Regions from separate parts of the Mus musculus genome. Here region 1 is linked to region 2. A link is a loop called in an ENCODE intact Hi-C map of the cell type or tissue named here. Cell type or tissue: heart. All regions are shown on one strand.

Region 1 (8,000 bases), 190 kb before region 2:
GGGGAAAAAAAAAACCCACAAGTATATTAACACATTCGATGGCAGCCTATACATCTCATCAATAGCTTCTGTAAAGTTTGTGTACTAACCACAAACATGTTTTGCTTTTATTTTTTTTATGTTATCGTGGTTATCAGGATGTAAGATTACAAGTGTCTATTCTGCTTTATGCAGTTATCCAACAAAATCTAGTTTAAACTATAAGCAGAAAACTTAAAAAGAATTTATAACAAGCCTTAATATCTGAACCATCCTCAGATCCACCTAATGAGTATCAGGTCCTTCAGGGCTGCTATGAGGTTCAGATAACATAAGAAGGGCCCAGAAGTGGAGAAAAGAAGGCAAGGCAGAGGAGACAGGACAATTGGGAGTCAAGGTTAAATAAGGCTGGGTATGTCTAACATACCAAACAGAACACTGACTGACACACTGCACTGTCTTATAATGCAAGGGACCACAGAGAAACCTGGCAGGCCAAAGCTGTGGAGAAAGGAGCCAGAGCGCACGTCAGCAAGAACTGCAGTCATGAGTAAACAGAACACCTACCTGGGATGAATAAAACCAGAGCCCTGGAGTGTATCATCAAACTCTTCCGAGAGATAAAATCCTCTAATGGTTTCACAGGCAGCGCCAGCTTCAGCTGTGTCATGTCCCTTCACAGGCATTAGGCAAGACATGTGAAATGTCACTGGGCCATGTGACACTTGATAAAAGCTGCTCCAAATGCCTCCCAAGGCTTAAGAGGCAAACAAGAAACAGAAATCTAATCTTCAATCAGCCCTCAGTATTGAGTCACTACAGGGACAGGCCAGGAACAAACGAAGTTTTAAGAAGTGTGAAACAACTGCCAGGATGAACAGCAGGACTCGGGAATCCTGTGAAGACAGAACCTTCTTCTCCCCATGTCAGGACTAAGGAATACCTAAAATACTGTACACTCTGGTACTTTAATTACTCAATTACGATTTGTCCCCTATTTGCCTGAATAGGCATTTGTAAACGCCCTTTCTTTCTCTGCATCTATGCTAGTTTTTTCTTTATTATATCATGCCTCTCATAAACACACACTCACACTTAACATCATCTTTTCTCCTTTTCCGCCTCATTTCAATACTTAATTATTGATACATGAAACAATTATGTCCTAGTCAGTATGCCGGTGCTGCCATCTCTGAACCTTCCTGGGAACACCAGGGAAGCACATTTTACCACAAGGTAGCGTGAAGATTGCTGTGACTCTGTCGTGTCTGCTCCTGCAGGTGGCTCTGTCTGGGGAACACGACGCCTATTTGCCTCTCAGGAACAAACTTGCCCTTCACTGCTTGACTGCCAAACTCCAATCTGGGACCCGGCCTACACGTTTGTCTGTTTGCTTATTTGCTTGTTTTTTCATTTGTGGGCTGGCCACACTCGAGACACTTTAGAGCAAAGAGCTACACTTCCTGGCTCACTTTGTGGCTCCAGGGTCCCCACAGAGCAGACTGCCTTCAACAGTGTTGGAGCAAGATGCTTCCTGGGTGACCTTTCCCTCTGAATTGCCATCCTTGGCCCTTCTAAAGAAATATTTTGAGTTAAGTTCTGAAGGTAGGTTTGTAGCAAGTTAAACTAGCAAGGCACCATATTACTTTCTTGTGTATGCAATGTGCCAAGACCACATCCTCTGCAGTGAGGTATGAATCAAGATCTAGAGAGCTCAGCGGTGAGAGGCACTCCTTTCCAGTCCCTGGAGTGGTGGCTGCTCACGATATTAGCTATATTTGGGTTCTGTTTACATAAACGCACAAGGTACGTTTCATACTTAACCATGGTAACATCTACATTCTTTAAAGGCTGAATTCTCAGTTGAATCATCTTCCCCACTGCTTAGCTATACAAAGAAGACTTCACTGAGAAAAGAGACTCCCTTATTTAGTCAGGGTTTGGCACACTGCTGGCTAAGAACATGTTACTACCCTACACGGGCACACGACTTAGTCAGACGACCTTGTTAAGTTCTCAAGAGAAGGAGTCTGGGAAGAGTGACAGCCCAGGACCGACATGGCATGGAATCATGAGAATCCAAACCTAGTGGGTAGACACTCTAAGGAAAGGGTGACATTAGAAGGCTTGCTTTGTGTTTCTGGATTTTGTTTGTTTCTTCAATCCAGGGGAAAATCATTCCGTGAGGCTTCCCTGAGCAGATACCCCAGTCCATCCCTCAGCTCTTTTCCTAAGAGGATTCCTTTGGAGTCTCACAGGCCTATGAAATTCTCAGGGTACATCTCTTTGAGGTCCAGCCCTGTTCAAGTTATAAACAGCATTCTCTTTGTTGGCTCTCGGCTAAGAACTTCCTATCTCTGACTTTCCCATGGACATAACGCAAATGTATCTGATTGCTCTTTCTGCTGAGATATCTGCTCCTTAGAGCACAAGCTAAGGCTTTAAGAAGTATCTCTCTCAGGTCCCTGGACTGATTATCCAGCAGCTCAGCACTTTAGAATCCACACTGAGTTCTCACACATGAGCCTTAGCTCACACATGTAATCCCAGCATTTGAGAGGCAGGAGGATTGTCATGAGTTCAAGGCCAGTCTCGACTATACTGCACTTTCCAGGACAACTAGGATATAGTAGTCAGAAAGACCCTGTCTCAAAAAAAGAAAGAAAGAAAGAAAGAAAGAAAGAAAGAAAGAAAGAAAGAAAGAAAGAAAGAAAAAAAAGACAATATACAACATACAAAAATCACAATTAATGGAAGTTAACTATAAGAGATCATTTCAGTATAGCAGTGGTAATTTAGAATTTATAGAAACTTTAAAACTACCACAGCAACTAAAATGTTCAAGATATTGGATCCATGCTATGATCCGAAGAACCAAACCAAAGTATATTTCATACACTTCCAAGAATGTTTAGCAATAAAAAAACCACACTAAAAATTCTGCAACTCATTAGTCATGAATTGCTTTGATCAGGGATTTCTGTAGCTATTGGTAGTTTGTACAGTTTAGATGAGAAGTGACAGGGCCTGCTTGCTCATGTGTGAGTCACTCACAGAACAGAGCCCGACATGTCCTTTGTGACTAGGCTCCTGATGATGGTCTTCTCAATATTTCTTTTTTATTTTTAAAGATTTATTGATTATATGTAAGTACACTATACCTGTCTTCAGACACTCCAGAAGAGGGCGCCAGATCTCGTTACGGATGGTTGTGAGCCTTCATGTGGTTGCTGGGATTTGAACTCAGGACCTTTGGAAGAACAGTCGGTGCTCTTAACCGCTGAGCCATCTCTCCAGCTCCCTTTTTTTTTTTTTTTTCTTCTCAGTATTTCTACATTATAACAAAAGGTAACAGTATAGGGATGGCCATCATATTCCTGTGTTTAGGACTGGATAGGAAGGGCACTCCTGGGGTAGACAAGCAAGGCAGGTGAAGCCAGCCCAGCTTGGAGGGGAGTCTTCTTGGATTCACCACAGCCCAAGGTGGGGCCCTAATCATCTGTGCTAAAACACAGCCCAAGTAGCACTGAGGTAAAAATGGCAACTGAATAATGTGAGAACAGTAAACTATAATGCAGGTCATGATGGTACCTGCTGACTGGAGAGGGCGACAAGCTCCACACACTTGGCATGGAGCAGCCATCCATGATGGCGTCTACCTGAATGGCCAGACATGGCACCATGTGAGGTTAAGATACACCCTGTGGTGTTCAGGGACAGCAGCAAGCCCACACTCCAAGTCAGGCTTTGTACGTAGGCGATCTGAACTCCAAAGCATACGGACAAGCCCACCCTCAGTCAGGCTGATAAAGGCCTGATAGTGCATCCTAGGACAAGGTCATTTCTCTCTGGACTGGCCAGACTGGCCTCTGAAAATTATATTCCTGGGGTTGAAGAAATAGTCTGACAGCTAACAGTATTATATGCTCTTCCAGAGGGCCTGGTTTAGTTATCAGCACCCACACTGCAGCTTACAACCATTCCTAACTCCAGTTCCAGGGTATATGACCCCTCTTCTGGTTCCTTGGGCATTGTACACATGTGATGCATATATGCAGACAAAACATTCATACACATAAGATAATAAAATAAAAAATTGTTAAATTGGTCTTCTACCTCAGGCTCCACATCCTGATTCTTTTCATTTCTATTAGCAGCTAGTTCCCTTCAGAGCCACGTGCCATTGGATTTCCACTTAACTCCACAGCTTCTCTGTGACCTATTCATTGCAGGCTTATTTTTACATTCTTTCAGCTAGCTGGTGATACTGCCCAAGCAAAAACAGCTATTCCAATTTCACAAACACAGCAAGCATTCAACTGTGAAGCCGGGATTTCTCAACCCTGTATTACTGACAGTTTGGACAGGGCAAGTCCTTGTCATGGGACCATCCTGTGCCTGTAAGATGGATAGCAGCATGCTTGGCTCCACTTATGTCCAGATGTTATATGTCCTCTAGAAGGTAACACTGGTCTCTAAGGAGAACTACAGTCAGTTGACCAAATTGCACAAAGAAAATCTGTACTAAATTCAGGAACTAGTCTGCTACCCCCTAATTCAGCACATATTCCTCTTAAAGCCAAGCCACAGCTCTTCACTGGCAAACACCAGAGGGCACATGCAGAATTTGGTGTAGGCTATCTGCATCATTCTACTAAACAAGCAACATCTTATCTAGCTTCTTGACAGTGAGCAAACTCAGTATCTTTGACTCGCAGCTCAAATGATTACTGCACTGTGCACACTGGATGTAGATTTCAAGGCAAACCCAGGACAAGCTACCTTTTGCTCAAGGAGTCCTGTGAAAGCAAAAGAGGCCACAGCAACAGCGAATCACCAAGGGTAGGGAATGACGTCTGCTACTGCTCTGGAGCACTTCTCCAGAGAATTTTCAACGTTAAATCCTTCATGTCGTCCACCTCTAATGTGATAAGTATTCTTCTATTTCTGTTTTGTGACTAAGGAAATGGAGGCCCAAGGTGTTCAATAATAAGTCATCCAAGACCTGGTTCCCTGGTCCAGAGTCCCAGTTCTTTGCTGTTAGCTGCAGTGAATCCAAGAACTACGGAAACAGCATCTTCTAGATACTCCACCTCTAGCAATCCGAGCTCCCCAGATTTATCAAATCATGTCCATCAGGATTGCTGTTTCAGTCTAACACTACTGTCCTCTCGGCCAGCTCACATATCCATAGCGCTATCCAACCCACATTTTCCCTCTTGGATAGAGAACACCCAGCACTTTAAATGGCGTACTAAGGCTGACACGCCACACCTATGTCACTGTCCTGAAATACTTGCCTGACGCCTCCATTAAGAAAGAAGTGAGGTAATGAACACAAGTTCCTTAGCAAGCACATGTGCAATACTGAGATGTTGAGGGTCACACCATGAAGCCCCGGCTGGCCCTGAGCTCCAGATGTGCTTGCTTCTGCTTTGTAAGGAGTAAGATTACAGGCATGGGCTAACACCCCAGCTCTCATCGCTGGCTTTCTATCTTTTCTTTCTATCCTCACCCATCTTTTCACAAACATATTTTACAATTCTGCTAGACAACGCCACACACTCTGGTCCAATGCCTTTAGAACTGACCATCTACCTGCTTTTGAAAACCTACTTTCTGACATCCTTCTTTCCTGTGATTGTTCTAAGATTATTCCCATGCAATTAGACCATCACACTAGCATGTTCTGTTTGTGAGTTCTTTTCTTGTGTGTATTTTTGGTTTTGGTTTTCTTTTTTGCTGTTGCTTGTTTTGGTGCAAGGAGGTGACTGAGATCCTCATGGGCGCTCTGAAAATGCTCTATCACTGAGCTACACCCTCAAGCCCTGGTATTCCCTTTCAACATCCTGGAGCATAATTGTCACTTCAGATAGCTAGGATGCAGAGATCTGAGGGGGTGGCCAAGGCATTCTTGGCTGGAGAGGTGGGGAGTTCCAAGTAAGACAGATGGAAAAGGCGAAGAGGTGGGGTTGAGTTGGACTAGGTGCCCCAGTGGGTCTTCCAGGCAGGTGGCTTTGCTTTCCTGCATCACGGTGTGCTTGCAGAAGGCCACCTCTGCTGAGAGATGCTGCACCTTGCCCATCTTCTAACTTTAAATCTTATCCACTCCCATGTCCTTTCCCTCATTATTCCCCCTTTAAAGTTATCTGTATTGTTCTTAATTATGTATACAGGGGCATAAATGCAGATGCCCTTGGAAGCTAGGGGCACCGTATTTCCCAGGTGATGGAGTTACAGATGGTTGTAAGCTGCCTGGCATGGGTGCTGGAAACGAACTCAGGAACTCTACAAACACAGTGTGTACTCTCAGCCAATGAGTATGCATGGAGCCATCATTCTGGCCCCTACCTCATCATTTGAAAAAGCAAGTTTAACACTAAATGAAGGACCAACCTAACTTGAAAACTATTCCCACCAGGCATGTCAAACGTTGCAGGTGTGCTCTTATGAAAGGGCATTTCCTGGAAAGCCCAGGATCCAGTGTTTGGCTTCACACTTGGAAAGACCCAGTGTGTACTTCCTGAGGAGCGGGAAGCACAAATTCAGAGCTAAAGAGCTTCCGGAAAAAAAGTCAACAAAGATCAATGGCCCCGAGGCAGCCACGTGTATCAAAATACCCATCAAGAGTCTCCTGCTTGCTCAGTTAATATTTGAAAACCTCAAGCTTCCTGAGTAAATATATTGTTCTGTGAACTTTGAGACTCAGGCATGGAGGCACCAAGGACCTTTTAGATCGCTTGGAAAATCTGTTTCAAACCAAAATTATCCTGGGGATCATTTCACATAAGGAAATCTGGCACTGTTTGACAGCTATAAGAACCACAGGGGGAAATGACAATGCTTGATGGTGACTTCTAACAAAGAGAGTGGACCATCCAAATCTTTAAATACAAGGCGGGGCAATTCACCTCCCTCTGAGCCACTGAGAAACATCTCAACAGCTGAGATGAAGGATCACCCCTTGGTGTCCAGGCTTTGTAACACCAATAGATGAGATGGACCATCTTGATTTAATTATGCCTTTAGATTTTAGATGTTTAAAACTCAACAAGTTATTTTCCCATTTCCCATTCACCACCTAAGGGGGCCTTCCAACCGCCAGCGGTGTCCTTTGGGCTACCTCAGAGGCCGTTGTTCCTCAAGCCGTCCAAGTGTTACCTTTGACCCAGACACTGGATCAGTGTAAAGCAGCACAGCTGGCTTAACAATTAGCCCAGGAGCCTGCAGAAGGCGCTGGGTGCTCAGAGGCTAACTAATGTCTCCAATCATCAACAAGTAGTCTTAAATATTCCACTTAGAAGTGATTTCTTTCTAGAGAAGTCTCCTTTAGAGACCTAAACAAGGTCAGTTGCATAGAATGATACTTTACTCTCCCTCCACTGACTGAAAGCATCTGTCTATACCTTGTAAAAGATGCAGGAGTGCATAGATAATGTCTGTATTAGTCAGGGTTCTCTAGAGTCACAGAACTTATGGATAATTTCTAAATAGTAAAGGAATTTATTGATGACTTACAGTCGGCAGCCCAATTCCCAACAATGGTTCAGTCGCAGCTGTGAATGGAAGTCCAAGGATCTAGCAGTTACTCAGTCTCACGCAGCAAGCAGGCGAAGGAGCAAGAGCAAGAGCTAGACTCCCTTCTTCCAATGTCCTTATATTGTCTCCAGCAAAAGGTGTAGCCCAGATTAAAGGTGTGTTCCACCACACCTTTAATCCCAGATGAAAGGCATAGCCCAGATTAAAGGTGTGTTCCTTAACTCGGAGATTCAATCTTCTGGAATCCATAGCCACTATGGCTCAAGATCTTCAAACCAAGATCCAGATAAGGATCTCCAAGCCTCCAGATAAGGGTCACTGGTGAGCCTTCCAATTCCGGATTGTAGTTCATTCCAAATATTGTCAAGTTGACAACCAGGAATAGCCACTACAATCCACCCCTTGTCAACTTGACACAAATAATATCTCATGTTCACATGAAACAATAACAAGGTTGTAAATACGCCTAACATGATATAACT
Region 2 (8,000 bases):
ACGCTTCCAAAACTACCACCCTTAGGATCCTTTCGCAGACATCAGGAAGAGAGGGAAGCCAGCATTTCACTCAGTGTTGCCCTTGATAACAGGATGGAAATGAGTTATGCATCTATCACTAGCATGCACACAGACATACATATATACATATATGAATATGTGTGTATGTATGACTGCATACACACACACACACTAGGTGAATGAATATATATATATTATATATGCACACATATATAATATAGATAGATAGACATAGATATAGGTGTATAATCATACCCTACAGAGTACCAGACACCTTGCTATATAGAACAAGCACAGACTTACACAATACAACCTAATAAAACATTGAAAAAAATTCTGCCAACTCTCAGGAAATGTTGGAATGCTTCCAAGATAAATGGTTTTTGGAGGGTTTTAGTGCTTCCCTTTTGCAGTACTGCAAGTGGGACCCAGGGCCCTGTGCGTGCTGAGCAAGCACCCTACCCCTGATCCACAGCCTCCGCACCATTTATGCACATTGAAGACACATCAGTAACACAACATCTTTTGTTTTGTAGCCCTGATTGTCCTGGAACTCACTCTGTAGACCAGACTGGCCTCGAATTCAGAAATCCGCCTGCCTCTGCCTCCCGAGTGCTGGGATGAAAGGCCCGGCGTAACACAACATCTTTAACAACTATGCACACAGCGCCTGGACAAAATCTTCTCCGCCCCGTGAGAGAAGACTCCTCTTGCAGCAGAGGGAATGGAAGGAAATGGAGATGCCAACTACAGGCAAGGGGCTTTGTACAGTGAGAGGATCTGATGCCAAGAACTGACCATGTCTGAGAGGGGAAAAAAAAAAACACCTAAATTTTAAGTTCTCATTCATCTGCATTGACCTAAAAAAGCCACTTCCTCTAGCTGGCCACTGAGGCAGAGGGATTCTTCCTCAATTGTAGCATGAGGTAATTCAAGCCTCCAAAAAGCAACATTCCATCGAGGTTTTGTTTTGCCTTTGACAGATTAGAAAGAAGCTGGGGTTCTTGGCTTATGGCGAAGGAGGCGTGTGTCTACGTGTATGTGTCTCCCTTCTTTGCTTGTGTGTCTCTATCTGCGAATCTGTGTGTGTGAATGTTTGCATGTCTCCATCAGTGTTCGGTGTGTCTAGACGTTGAGATAAGACTCTGCATGGAGATAAAGCATTCTAGTGAACACCAAGCCACACCTGTTCACTAGCTCAATTCAGTTTTACTGAAACCAGAACTTATTGCCACAACTACAGAACCAAGCCATCTCCCTGGCCACAGGACCTGCCCTCTCTTCTCCTTCATTCATTCCCTGTCCCTCACACCAAACTAAACTGATTCCCCCCCCCCCAAAAAAAAAAACCTGACCTTTTTTTCTGATTGGGTACCCTAACTAAGGTGACCAAACTACAGCACAGCTAGTGGAATGGAGTACATTAGGAAGCAACAAATACACATTTATATTCTCTTTCCTTTTTCCTCCTTGCATGTATATTCTTGTTTGAACCAACAAGCCAAAATCTTTAACACCCATGCATACACCAAGAAAGTTCTGAAAAAAGACTGCTACCATCCGAAACACGCAAAGACACAGCCATCTGTACTCGGTCTCGGAAGAGCAACACTGGCCAGCGTGTTTGCTCAGTCCTTGGGCAGCTTTTACCTTCTCTACAGCAGTGTTTATCACTGGATGGCAAAGTCGGGAACCTACAGGTCTCCTGAAACGATTTGCAGGGAATGAGGTTTTATCAAAGAACATAGGATATCTGTCCGGAGCACATTTTAGTTAAAAACTAGCATCAAGTCCTCCTTTAGGTTTTTATGACTTGGCCCCAAAAGAGCGCCTTGACTCCAGCTCAAGAGAAGTGCCTGCCCCAAGCTGGAAATGAAAATGTGAACAAGTATCAAGCTCTTGATATAAAACTGAACCTATGGTCAACAAGGGGCAATTGCATCTTAGGAAAAAACACCAGGGTCTTTCAGTGCCCAACACACACAACGTACACAGACATTGCTGTGCATTCTTTATTCTAAAATTGTTCAGGAAAGAATCCCACTGATAGACATAAAAAAAAAGGAGAAATTCTAGTAATTCTAGTGCTCTTCTGTTATGAAAAACTTTTTAAAATATGAATAAGCATTTACTGAGCTACATACAGGTCAAGCATGCAAGACAGTAGAGTTCTCCGAGTAAGATGTTTTAAACAATGTGTGCCTTTAATAACTTAATATGTTGAATTAGTAGGTTTTTTTTTTAAGTTCCCTGGTATGTGAAGTAGTTCAATGTCAGTGACAAGTGGCAGAAAAGTATTTATTTTACTAACAATAAAAATGTTTGGTCTCTGAAGCAGAAACAGAAAGGGGTTCTCTGTACAGTAATTACCTGACTTGAACGGTTGTGGCGGCCATCTCCTGCTACCCAGCAGGTCTGTGATACAGACGTTAAAATGTGCTCCGTAGTTTAAAAGGAGCATTAAGGAAACCCAAAGGACCAGGGCATCCAGAAGGAAACAGGAAGCAAAACAAGAAGGAAGACTTGGTGCACATAAGAAGGCCACTCCGGGAGGTTTCCCCAAAGTTAGGTACCGCCAGCTGCGGGCACAGGCTCTGCAGCTTGCTTGCTGGCTTGCTTGGCCAAGGCAAGGCTTCAGAGCTGGAAACCTGCCACCTGCTGAATCACCAAACATCCCTGGGCTTCCCTTAAAAAAAAAAAAAAAAAAACTGACCACATCGGCACCCAACCCCAGCTGGCTTTTTCCTTGGACACTTAACACTCTGACCAATGAAACGCCTGGACATCCTCTCCCCTGCCTCCTCAGACCCAAACTGCCTCCCAAATCGAAGGCAACTTCCACCAGGATCAGACCTCATCAATCTCACTCCTTTCTGCTCCCTTGGCCCCCACCCCTGCTGATGTTCAGCCCCTAGTGCCAGAAGGCAAGGCGTAAGGAGTTGACAGACAGCACACCAAGACAGGCATTCACGACTTCCATAACCAGGTAGCCAACTAGAAACACCCCCAATCTGAAGAAGGTAAATTTCAGGAAAGCGATGACAGAAGGCAGGCCTCAGAACACTGAAAATAAACTTCCCGTCAGAAACCAGCCTTCTGTCTTTTTTATGTGTGTAGCGCTGAACTCGGTCCTGTCTGAAGGTGAAATGAAACATCCGAGAAGCACCTGCCCGGATTCTCTCAGCTCCCCAGGTCAATAGCATCCTCCACCCCGACTGTTAGCCCGGCAGTCAAAAAGGATCAAGCATTATCCAGAATCCGTTAGATGGACCAGGACACCGGGGCCACCAAAGGAAGACAGTTGGAGTGTGGGTTTAAAATCCGGGCAGAGGCAGCGCTGCTACCACTGATGTGCCCTTGACAAGTCGCCTATGATCACTCAGACCCCTCATTCTCTGGACGAACCGCGTCCAGAGCTACGCAGATGCCCCTGCAGGCCTTACCCTTTAACACCCCCACGCGGTGAGGACACGCGGGGTCTCAGAATAGTCGCGAGCCAGGGGCTGTTACACCGCCTGGGAAGGAAGGGGCTCGCTCCTCCGGGAAGGGGGGTCCCACCTGTTATGCCGTTGGGGGTCATCGAGGGGCCGTGCTGAAGGGAATCCCAAAGCCGCGGACTCTTGGCCCCGCTGCGATCAGGCCAGGAGGTACCAACTGTCACTCTGCCGCCCAGGGTTGTGGGGGTGGGGCTGTGATTTTGGGGGTCCACCCCTAAGCACTACGGGACCTCTGGCTGGCTTCCACCTGGAAAGGTCCTCAGTCCCGGGCTCTCAGGCCCCGCTACCGTCCGCTCGCCTCAATGTGACACCAGGCAGCCTTCCAGCCCGCACGCAGCACCTCGGAAAGGTGCCCACGGACGCCTCCTCCTTCCTCCCCGCCCAAGTTGGCGGGGGAGCCCCGCCGGCGGCCCGCCCCCTCGGAGCCGGGATCGCGGCCGCCAGAGCGCTCCCCCGCGCCCACCCCCACGAGCGGCCGCGGGGGACCGCACGCCAGGTACGCGCGACACCGCGCGGTATGCGCTCACGCCCCCTCGCCCCGGCTGCCCGCCCGCCGTCAACCGAGGTCAGGCCTGGCCCGAGAGACTCGGGTCAGATCCAGCCGCTCGCGACCCGGAGGCCGGCCCTCCACCCCCGCCCCGCGACTCACTTGCACGCGAGTCGTGGCAGCCGCCGGAATTCTTTCCACGCGCCGAGCCCCGCGCCGCGGAACGAAACCGGGGCAGGGCGGCGTGCGGACTCTGCACCCGATCCCGCTCTCCCGTCCGCGTGCCAGGCTCCCGGGACGAGCAGCCCGCCCGAACCGGCTCTCCCTGCTCCCGTCCAGCCGGCAGCCCGCCGCCGCTGCTCCGGCCGCCGCCGAGCTGGCGAGAAGGCTTCTGACTTGGAACCTCGGGCTGCCGAGCATGCCCAGTCCGCGGCGGAGCCGGGTCGGCTTCCCGCGCGACGCCAGTCCGTTCCTCCGGGTGTTCCCGGCGGCCAGGGGGCGGGGACCGCGGACGCTCGACCAGGGACCCAGCTGAGTCCCGCAGGACAGCTGGCCGTGGGGTGTGCTGGGGGTGGGGACGGGGGGGGGGGGGAGTCCTTTTTGTTTCTAGAAACGGGAACTGGAGATGCGGTTCCCTTTCGCCCCCACCACCCCCCAACCACGAGAAGAGAAAGATGGTGGGTTTCATCCTCCGGGATCAGAAGCCCTATTAGGAGCCAGCCCGAGAGTTGTGCGGCAAAAGGCGGCTAGAAGGTTGGGGACACAAACTCAGCCTTGGTGAAACTACCTACGGGGACAGCTGTTGGCGAACTACACTGGCATTTTCTTTCCCACCAAGCCCAAGAGCTGCGACACTTGTGACTCCCTTATGATTGATCATTTAAAATGGATGAACCTCAAACTCTTCGGGACATTTTTCCGAAGCTCTAATCCTTAAAACCACCATCTCCCCCCCCCCCCCCCCCCCAAATCAGGGGTCTGCAGGCTTCCTAAATCGCGCAGCCCCAGGCAGCGTGAAGGCCCAGGAGTTCTCGGGAAGAACCGGGCCCTCCCCCCTAGTCCGTCCGGGCCCCACCTCCCGCCGCCTCTCGGAGCTGCGGCGAAAACCTGGAGAGCGCCGCACCAGGGCCGGAGCACTGCGCATGCCCAATGGCCCCACGGGGTGCGGGTCGCCGGCAGATCTCCAGCTCGGGCAGTGGAACCCGGTACCAGGACGGTGATCTCGCGGCAGAGACAGCAGCCTCCAGTAGCTCCGGCCTTCTGGGCCGACCGCTCGTACCACCGTGGCATGGGTCGCCCGGGACGCGCTACCCTGCAGGGTCTGGTCTGGGGGCGGGGAGGGGGGAACGGCCGTGCCTGCGAGACACGTGACTGTCCGCGGAGCTCCGGGGCAGCCATCTTCAGCTCTCCGGGGCCGTAGACGAAGAAGGGTCCGGGATCCGGGCAGACTCTAGTCCATTTGCCTCCCCACCAGGCACAGGCCCCCGCCCTCACCTGCATGCAGTCCGCCAGTCTACAGCGGGGGTACAGCGAGGGTACTGCGACGCCGGTGACACCGGGAGGACCGGCTGTCTCCAGAGCCAGAACCTAACGGCTAAGAATTGGAGAGCCGCTCTCTTGGAGCTGATGGCTTCTGCTTTTCCCCAGGGGCGGAAGTTGGGAAGAGGAGTTCCCGTTCCTAAGGCGCTGGCATCGCTCCTCCTGCTGCTTCCCTGTTCTGACCCATTCCCGGCGACGGAGGATGAAGGTGGCGAAAGATGTTTGGACAGCCGTCGCTCTCCTCCATGCTTTTCTCCTGCTGCTGGTTAGCTTGGATGGTGATGGTGTCACCTGGGGTCCTGGAATCTCTGGGCCCGCATCCTCATTACCCGAGAATTCGTTAGAACGACACATTCACGACCACACCTAAACCTACAGAATCAGAAACGCCACTAGTGGGGTCGGTCCTGAAACCTGGTTAACAAGCTCCCAAGGTGAATCTGATGGCCGCTTTCCCTAAGCAGTAGAGACCCTTTTTCGTGTATGGTGCTGAAAATTTAGCGTCCTCTGTCCCCAAATACAGTGAAAAATCGGATTTAAAATGTGTCTGCTCCTGTGTGAGCTCTTAAAGGTCTTGTCCTCTCCTGCACCTCCGGCCTCTTCACCTTAGGACACTATGCTATCGCACTTCTCAGGGAGATAAGAAAGGGTGGCCTGACGCATACTGCTTTTAAATGACAACCCACTAACCTGCTCTATTTGAGTGTCAACCAAGAGCAAGGGAGTGGCTGAGATTATAGTAGCCCCGCTGGTTATTTTCATCAGTTTGCACCTAAGAGGGAAAAAAAGGAGGCTTGCTGTCTTGAAGTAAGTACTGGACAGCCGCTGGCTCTTTGCAGTGTTACTTTGCATTTGCTGTAACCAAGGTCAAAGCAAGCGAGCTGCTGCCTGGCAGGTCATGGAATCCAGACTTTAAAATTCTCCCTCCCCACCCCACACACACTTGTTACAAGTGTGTCCCAGGCATTAGAGTTAGTTTAGTTTTTCTTCCCCTCCCCCCTCCCTGTATCTTTGAAATGTTTTTTAGGAAAAAGAAAACATTTTTCTATGAAAGTTTTAGGAGTATTCCTAATACATGAAAAGGGCAGAGTATACAAGTATTTTATACTCCAAATTTCACTCCAATTTCAGAAAGTGGTTCTTAGAAAAGGCACACATAAAATATACATAACAGAGCTTTAAGTAAATATAGGGATGGTAATCTAGAGAGAAATCCTCGCCTTGAAAGTAACTTGAATGGCGTGGTCATAAGAGATGCTTCAGAGTTGGCATACTTTTAAGTCAGTCACTGTACAAAAAATAATAATAATCAAGATGAAATGTTCCTTTTCTAGTCCACTAAACCATGAAGAACCTTAACAGGAGGCTGGAGAGGTAGCTCAGCAGTTACGAGTACTTGCTGGTCTTGAAGAGAACCCTAGTTCAATTCCCAGCACCCCACTTTGCCATTGACAACCATCTGAAACTCTACTTCTTTGGAATCTGATGCCTTCTCTGGCTGCAGAGAACACCAGGCATGCAAGAGTTACACTATATATGCAGGCAGGCATAGCATCATATATGAAGTAATAAATGACTTTAAGAAACAAGAGAATTCTAACACTACTTCTTACCAAATCATAAGAAACATTCATTAAAAATGTTTAGGTTTCTCAAGTACGTGGACTAGTATGGATAATGTTGAAACAGTAAAAATGAGTCATCCCCAAGTCAGTGTCTGCCATGCTAAAAATAATACCAACAAACAAGTACAGAGACATAAACTTCACTCGCCAAAGTGACTACTTCAAAGTTGGTCATTTCTAACGATTAATAATCTAAGAGAAAAACGCACTTCTATCCCATTGACCTGTAAGTGGCAACCACCACTTACTAGAACGTAGTCAAAGCCCACACTATGCTCTAAGGTCAAGGGGCTTCAGTGGGTAGGCAGGGAAATGTGGCTCTGTGGAAGAATCCCGGGCCACACAGCCTGAGCAGCAGGGGCAAGGCTTCACGGCCTCCTCAGACTTTTAAATACATCTGGCCAACCTACAACCTGAGTTGAAGCCAGTGCTGTGAGTGGGGACCCAGCTGCCCATGACAAGGCTCCTTCCAAGTGTTTGCCCTAAGGAACAGATCTGTGAAGAATCTGCACTGAGTTCATTCCTGTTCCTCTGCCTGAGACTCCTGGCTTCACTAATTGTTTGGTTTCCACTGATCAACAAAGACTGGAGTTGTTTGACTGACCTTGGTTAGACAAGGGGTACAGCCCAATTTCTCCTTGTGCACAAACCTCTTTCCCTACATTTTGTTTTGTTTTGTTTTTCGAGACAGGGATTCTCTGTATAGCCCTGGCTGTCCTGGAACTCCCTTTGTAGAGCAGGCTGGCCTCGAACTCAGAAATCTGCCTGTCTCTGCCTCCCGAGTGCTGGGATTAAAGGGGTGCGCCACCACGCCCGGCTCCCTACATTTTT

What was found. Hi-C counts contacts between places; a loop is a spot of excess contacts. Peaks named below come from ENCODE experiments on the same cell type or tissue, not always from the same donor. Only the 100,000 strongest peaks of a DNase experiment are listed, where the experiment ranks them.
Region 1: it touches region 2 in a loop (2.6-fold over the local background); 3 of 42 quality-filtered maps call a loop at or near these places.

The regions. Positions count from the first base shown.
Region 1 is chr19:32,195,759-32,203,758 of GRCm38, forward strand. All of the region lies in intron 5 of Sgms1 (sphingomyelin synthase 1), which reads right to left. Among named protein-coding and RNA genes, the nearest start is that of Asah2, 97 kb to the left of the region's middle. In heart, CTCF peaks have their summits at 3,138 (motif pointing right) and 4,571 (motif pointing right); DNase peaks (open chromatin) are centred at 583, 6,503 and 7,113; H3K27ac peaks cover 3,903 bases.
Region 2 is chr19:32,384,053-32,392,052 of GRCm38, forward strand. It overlaps Sgms1 (sphingomyelin synthase 1), which reads right to left and starts at 4,460. Exons shown (of 10, transcript NM_144792.5): 1 at 4,168-4,460. 2700046G09Rik (RIKEN cDNA 2700046G09 gene) reads left to right here and starts at 5,164. Exons shown (of 2, transcript NR_033198.1): 1 at 5,164-5,324; 2 at 5,653-7,132. In heart, CTCF peaks have their summits at 2,628 and 3,480; DNase peaks (open chromatin) are centred at 2,789, 3,549, 4,479 and 5,119; H3K4me3 peaks cover 4,112 bases; H3K27ac peaks cover 3,755 bases.